Regions from separate parts of the Homo sapiens genome. Here region 2 is linked to region 1. Evidence: chromatin loops called from intact Hi-C (ENCODE). Cell type or tissue: heart right ventricle. All regions are shown on one strand. Each heading gives the region's core, and the rest is flanking DNA. Links, peaks and the distances in the headings are about the cores only. Region 1 overlaps EGLN3-AS1 (EGLN3 antisense RNA 1). Region 2 overlaps LOC102724945 (a long non-coding RNA gene).

Region 1 (2,906 bases), core at 203-2,702:
TAAAACAAAATGAAATACTTCGAAAGAAATATACCTCAAATGCTAACATTTTATTGGTGTATGAATGTTGTATTACGGGATTTTTTTTTTCTTCTTTATATTTTAGTGTATTCACTTTTATGAGAGTTTGTATTAATTTTATAATCTAGAAAGAATTTGGCAAACATCCCCTCTGAAAAAAAAAATCAGAACAAAAACTACCCCCAAATAGGGAAAACTCTACAAATGGCTTAACTGTGTATACAGTCAAGATCCTATAACCTAGGTCTCTGTATCTAAAGGCAGAATTTACGTGTGAATTAATCTCATTTTTGTTTCTGCTGACTCCATAGAAACTGTGCTCTCCATGGCTTCCTCAAGATGAGCAAACAAGAGTGATACAGATTTTTCTGAGATGGACAGTGCCTCTCACTGACCCCGCCCCCAGTATCCTACGACCAAGGAAAAGAATCTCATGTGTCATTTCTGTGGGCCACGGTAGTTAAGGAAACTCCATGTATTTTCATCTGGAGCCTCACAGCAACCCTGACAAGTGGCTAAGTGGGGACAATGTGAAGCTCGGCTGCCCTTCCCCAAGGCCCTGGTCTTGACAGTCCTCAGGGGCTGGAGGCCCCCCTCATCCATGTCCCCACAAGATTTCTGTCCATGGCACCCAAGGACCCACTCAAATGGTCTTGAATGGACCTGAGGAAGACTGGCGAGTTATTGGTTTTATAAGCACAGTTGTGTCCGTTTACATCTACCAGAAGGTACAGGGATATGGCGAGAGTGAGAAGACGTGACACCTGTTAATACAAACTCTCCCCTTTAACTTGTCTTTCCAGAGAACACAGAATGGGAGACACCGCTAAAACAGGCCACGTTAGCACTAGAACTGATAAACTGAGAGCTAGGTTCTAGATAGAAAAGTTACGATGAAACATCCTCATCATTGTCAACAGATGAATATCTAAACCTCAGCTTTGATGTCCTCTGCCAAATGGATTGGATGATGCCTGCCCTTGCCACTCCACGGGGTCTTTGGGGATGAACTGAGCTACAATGGCGAGGGAGCGGGTGGGATACTAACTGGCCCTTCCCCTAGATAGGAGGCCATCAAGTGCAGAGCCAGAGACCGGCCCTGGGCCTCCGCAGGCTCCCCCGGAGCCAAAGAGAGGCCAAACCGAAGCGCCCTGCCCAAGGCCGCCCTAACGCGACTCTGGCCGCTCCTGCCTAGCAGATACCGGCTGGTGCCCTCGCTTCGGATGCAAGATCCCAGCTCTGCTGCAGCTTTCGAGCCGGAGGGACAATCGAAATGATCAAAAATGCCCGGCGGGCAGCCTTGGCGAGCGCGCGGCGGGGCGCGGGGTGAAGTCTCGCCAGGGCGCGCCGCGGCGGACACCGAGCCACACGCACTGTGCCTGCGCCCGCGGCCGCCCCGAAGGTAGTCGGTAACTGCGGCGGGCGGCGGCCGGGGCTGGACAGCCAGCCCCGCCCGGCAGGCTCGCAGCTCACGTAGCGCTAGCGTGAGTCAGCGCGTTCCAGCGCAGCCCCGGGCCGAGGGAGGGCTCCCGCGCGCAGCGCCAGCAGCCCGCACGTACCGGCCCCGGGAGGGGGCGCCTAGGTGGTTCCACTCGCGGGTGCCCTGTGCCCTGCAGTGTCCCCACGCCCCAGGTTGTCCCCCTCGAAAGCCACGTGGGCGTGGGGCTCGCCTTCCCTGGGCGGAGTCCCCATCGGTGCCTGCCCGCCCGGAAGTAGGGGCGCGAGGGTGACGGGCAAGACCGAGCCCGGCCCGTGATTCTTCCTCAGCCGGAGCTCGACCTTCTCCTTGTCCCTTGCGTTTCCTTTCTTTGAACCACACACTCGCTCGCTCACGTTTGTCCCGACTAAGTTGCCCCCGGCCCCCGCAGCTGTCATGAAGATAGATGGAGAGGTAGCTGCGAGAGCCCAGCCTCGGCGGGTGGTGCCCAGGGCGGACTGGGGAGACTAAAGACAGTAAAGGGCGGGTGGGACTCGAGTCCTCTATCCACCTAATCTCACATGCAGTGGGACTTATCATTCCAGTCGGTCTGCATTTCCTCAAATCTGCACCTGTTTAGTTACGACAACCAGCTTTATAAAAGGAAGCGGCCTACGTGCCTGACAGCTGAATGACGGAATTAGAAGTCATTCTCTACTAAATGTGTGAACATAGCAGGACCTCCGCTTAAGTTCTAGACCTACAGGGTTGCAAGTCTGGGCCTCCTGGGGGCAGGAAAAAATTCCAAGTCCTCCTTTGCCCCTCGGTAAAATGTTCTTTCACAAATTAGAGCCAACGGCACATCTGTGATGTGCCTATGTCACTTTTTCAAAGCCTTGCTCAGGGGTTGGAATGTCGTGGAGAGGGAGACGAGGTGGGTGCTTATGAAGGGAAAGAGATACATGGGGAAGGGGGAGAGGAAACGTTGATTAGGAAAGGAGCTTGCAGTCATGAGTAAAGTGACTGACAGAACGTTATTGAGCCTGTCATGGAGATCAGGCACTATTTGGGCACCAGTGACGCAAAATAAGTGGCTCCCCGTGGTCCCTGCTCTCAGGGTTACAGATGAGTGGGAGATATTAACTAAGTAGACAGTGAAACATGAGGAAGACTTAGTATGACGGTTCAGCACCCAGACTTGGGAACCAGGCTGTGCAGGTTCTGATGCTGGCTCTGCAATTTACAGACCGTGTGATCTTAGCCAAGTGAGTACCCCCATCTGTCCTCACCTTCTTGTTTTGGAAAATAAAAATGGTGAAAACGACTTACTTTTTAGGACATTTCAGAGGTCTAAATACATTAATACAAGCAGAGCACTGGAATTCAGTAGGCACCGAATAAATCTTGTTAATAGAATAAATGGAGGAGATACAGGCAGGGGCTGCCAAGCACAGCAGAGCAGGCTGTA
Region 2 (2,906 bases), core at 86-2,585, 69 kb after region 1:
GGAGGCGGTGGTTGCAGTGAGCCAAGATCACGCCACTGTACTCCAGCCTGGGTGACAGAGCCAGACTCCATCTCACCAAAAAAAAAAAAAAAAAAAAAAAAAAAAAAAAAAAAAGGCATAAGAAGTGAATGGCACCGTAGCCCAGCTCCATTCCACATGCACCCTTCTACAGAGGCATTTTGCTAGTGACCCAAGGTCAAACTGGTTGGGCATGATGAGCTGATGGTGTGTGCTGTGCCTGGGCCAGTCCTTTCTCTGTACATCTGTGATGTTTTCTTTTCACTAGGAGTCTCAAAAATGCTACAACATGAAGGAAATGGTGCAGTCACCTCTCACTGGGTGCTAATATGTTCCTGGTGCTTTGTACACACTGTCCCCCTGGGACCTCACAGAAGGCTTGCAAAGTAGTTACTCTCAGTTTACAAAGTTCAGAGAATTTAGGTGAATTATCCAACACTCTGCAGCTACATATAGCATGCCTGGATTCAAAGCTAAGCCCATCTCTCATCAAGGCTGGTGCACTTTCGACTAGCTCACTGAAACTCCTGGCTGAGGAACATGATGGGGAAAATGAAAATAAATAAAAAATAACTGTCTTAGAGCATTGCACGAAATCAACTTTCTAATAGAGTCTATTTTCTCAAGGAAAGTATACAGGGAGGAAGAGGTGGATGGGTAGATGGATGGATGGAGATAGAGAGAGAGAGAGAGAAAGAGAGAGAGAGAGAGATGGATGCTGTAGATACTCTCCGGCACATCTTATACCTGCTTTAAATATCTGAAGCTACGTTGTCCTATGTTTTCAGAGCCATTGATCAATGCCAGGATGAGCCCAGGACAGGGCCCTGGGAAATGGCAGCCAAGAAGTGAGAGAAAAGCAAGAGAGAGGTGCCCCAAGCACCAAGAGCAGAGAGGAGATCCTATTGCTTTCCCTACCAACATCCCCAGTCTATTTAACAGATTGCTTTTAGATTTTTATTTTCTTGTAGTGATTTAAACACTTTAAATATTTGTATTTGGAGATAAAGGAAGAATTCCAAAGGTTTTGCATAAAATAACCATCATGAACCTGTTTTTCATTTTTTCTAAAGCCTGTCCTGGGCTACAGGGGTGAAGACACTTGGCCACTGAGGCTCAGGCAGGTCCTTTTCCGTGCTGCTTGCAGGAAGGAGATGGCAGCCCCACATGGTAGAGGCCCTCAGCTCCTTTGCTTCCTTGGCTACCAGAGCCTATTTCCAGCTTCACCTCACAGCCATGTGTGAACACGGCCCCGATGCCTGGAACAATCTCTGCGCCCACATTTGCGTGCCAAGGTGTGTGTACGTGAGGCCCTGCTCAGGCTGCGATGAAAATGCGAAGCACCTACTATTTTCAGCCTGAGCAGCTGCCAGGGCTTCTCAGCCAAGTTGGTGGAGGCAGCTCTCCACGCCCAAGCTGCCTGGTGTGAAACATGAAGAAAGCATCTGGGGTGGTCAAAACCTTCAAGCTTTCTGGAAACATGAGTTTCCAACACTCCACTTCAGTGTTATCCCTACAGAAACAGATACCTTTCCTTTTTACCAAAGCTCCTTGGAAGGAGCCACAATGGTAGTTTTATCTTCCACAGGTTTCTCTGAAGTACAGTGTGATGGAGGGACAGGGGTTGGCCTCTCCCCACCCCAGGCTCCCAAAGCATATACAGATTCAGGATGCTACAGGGAGAAATCGGAATGCTGTGTATGATGGGTACTAGCTCAGAGTCCCAGCCTAGGCAACAACTGACTCCCAGAGCAGGACTTGGGGGAGCCATTCTGTTCCCTCCCAACCCCAATTTTAAGATATGGCTCAAGTCACTGAAGGACCAGGATTTCATTTCCCTTTGTCCTAAAATGACTCCAAAAGAAAGAGTGAAAGTCATTGAGTTCAAAGAGGCCCCTTGGAAACAGGTGTGGACTATGAGGAATAGGCCAATGGGGTCCCTGGCTGGCCCTCTGAATAGGATACCCACCTAAAAGGCTTTGCCTGGGTCCTGTGGGTCCAGCCCACACCTGCGGGGAGATGGAAGGTCGTGTACTTCCCGTAAAAGGATGTGAAGCACAGTGCTTTAGCAAGGGATGGTCCAAGCCAAGACATGACGTGCCTGGAGAAACAACCGAAGTTCCACCCCTAAACCAAAGATAAGTTATGCTACTTCCGCCAGTGCCCTCCTCCCAGCAGAAACCTGTTAGTTTGACAAAACAGAAACCCAGTCCAGGCCAAGGCCAACCTAGCTGCCTGTAAATGGGAAAGGAATCTATGGGTGGGGAAGGGAGGTGGCAGAGGGTTCATTTCAGGCTCCCATGAAAGAGAAAGCTGGTCTTTAGTGCCTTGGCCACCATTTCCACGCTGCCCTCAGCACATTCTGTTGCCCTAGCCTAGCCATTACAATTGCCCAGTGGCCTTTCTTGGGCTACAGATCTTTGCTTTGTTCAACTGAGGAAAGCAGAGACATTCAGTAACACAGAAAGTAACCCGACAGAGCTGGCTCAGAGCCTGGATCTGCTGACTTCTAGCCCCATGGTCTTCCCCAACAGAATGTAGATGACCCACCCTGTCTCTTCAGTCACAAAGGGCTCTATTGACAAAAATATCCCCAGGACCTCTGCGACGGCACTCAGTAATGTAATCATTTCTCTGAGTTGACTGAGATTCCAACTTCAAGGACACGTGACGAGGTGATGGCCAGTCACCTGACTGGTGATCCTTTCCTCTTTCTTTAGGAGTGAAATACAGGGGAGAGAGCACCTTCCCACTCAGTAGTGAAGCTGAAGCAAGAGGCCCAAAGTGACTGGGCTAAACGTCATGCAGCAGGAGGAGCTGGAGGTGAAAGAAGACACCCAGTGCACCCCCCTGTTCACAGCAAGTCTCATTTCTCACCCCTTCACCTT

The links. Hi-C counts contacts between places; a loop is a spot of excess contacts. Peaks named below come from ENCODE experiments on the same cell type or tissue, not always from the same donor. Only the 100,000 strongest peaks of a DNase experiment are listed, where the experiment ranks them.
Region 2: it touches region 1 in a loop (2.2-fold over the local background); 5 of 110 quality-filtered maps call a loop at or near these places.

What each region holds. Positions count from the first base shown.
Region 1 is chr14:34,058,800-34,061,705 of GRCh38, forward strand. EGLN3-AS1 (EGLN3 antisense RNA 1) reads left to right here. Exons shown (of 3, transcript NR_184209.1): 3 at 333-2,906. All of the region lies in intron 5 of LOC102724945 (a long non-coding RNA gene), which reads right to left. Among named protein-coding and RNA genes, the nearest start is that of EGLN3-AS1, 20 kb to the left of the region's middle. RefSeq lists an enhancer at 1,018-1,519 and a silencer at 1,418-1,777. In heart right ventricle, for the core only: CTCF peaks have their summits at 1,567 (motif pointing right) and 1,767; a DNase peak (open chromatin) is centred at 1,642; H3K4me3 peaks cover 1,498 bases; H3K27ac peaks cover 2,342 bases.
Region 2 is chr14:34,127,516-34,130,421 of GRCh38, forward strand. The region is part of intron 2 of LOC102724945 (a long non-coding RNA gene); the gene reads right to left. Among named protein-coding and RNA genes, the nearest start is that of EGLN3-AS1, 89 kb to the left of the region's middle. In heart right ventricle, for the core only: no CTCF peak of the experiment used is centred there; a DNase peak (open chromatin) is centred at 1,306; H3K27ac peaks cover 1,246 bases.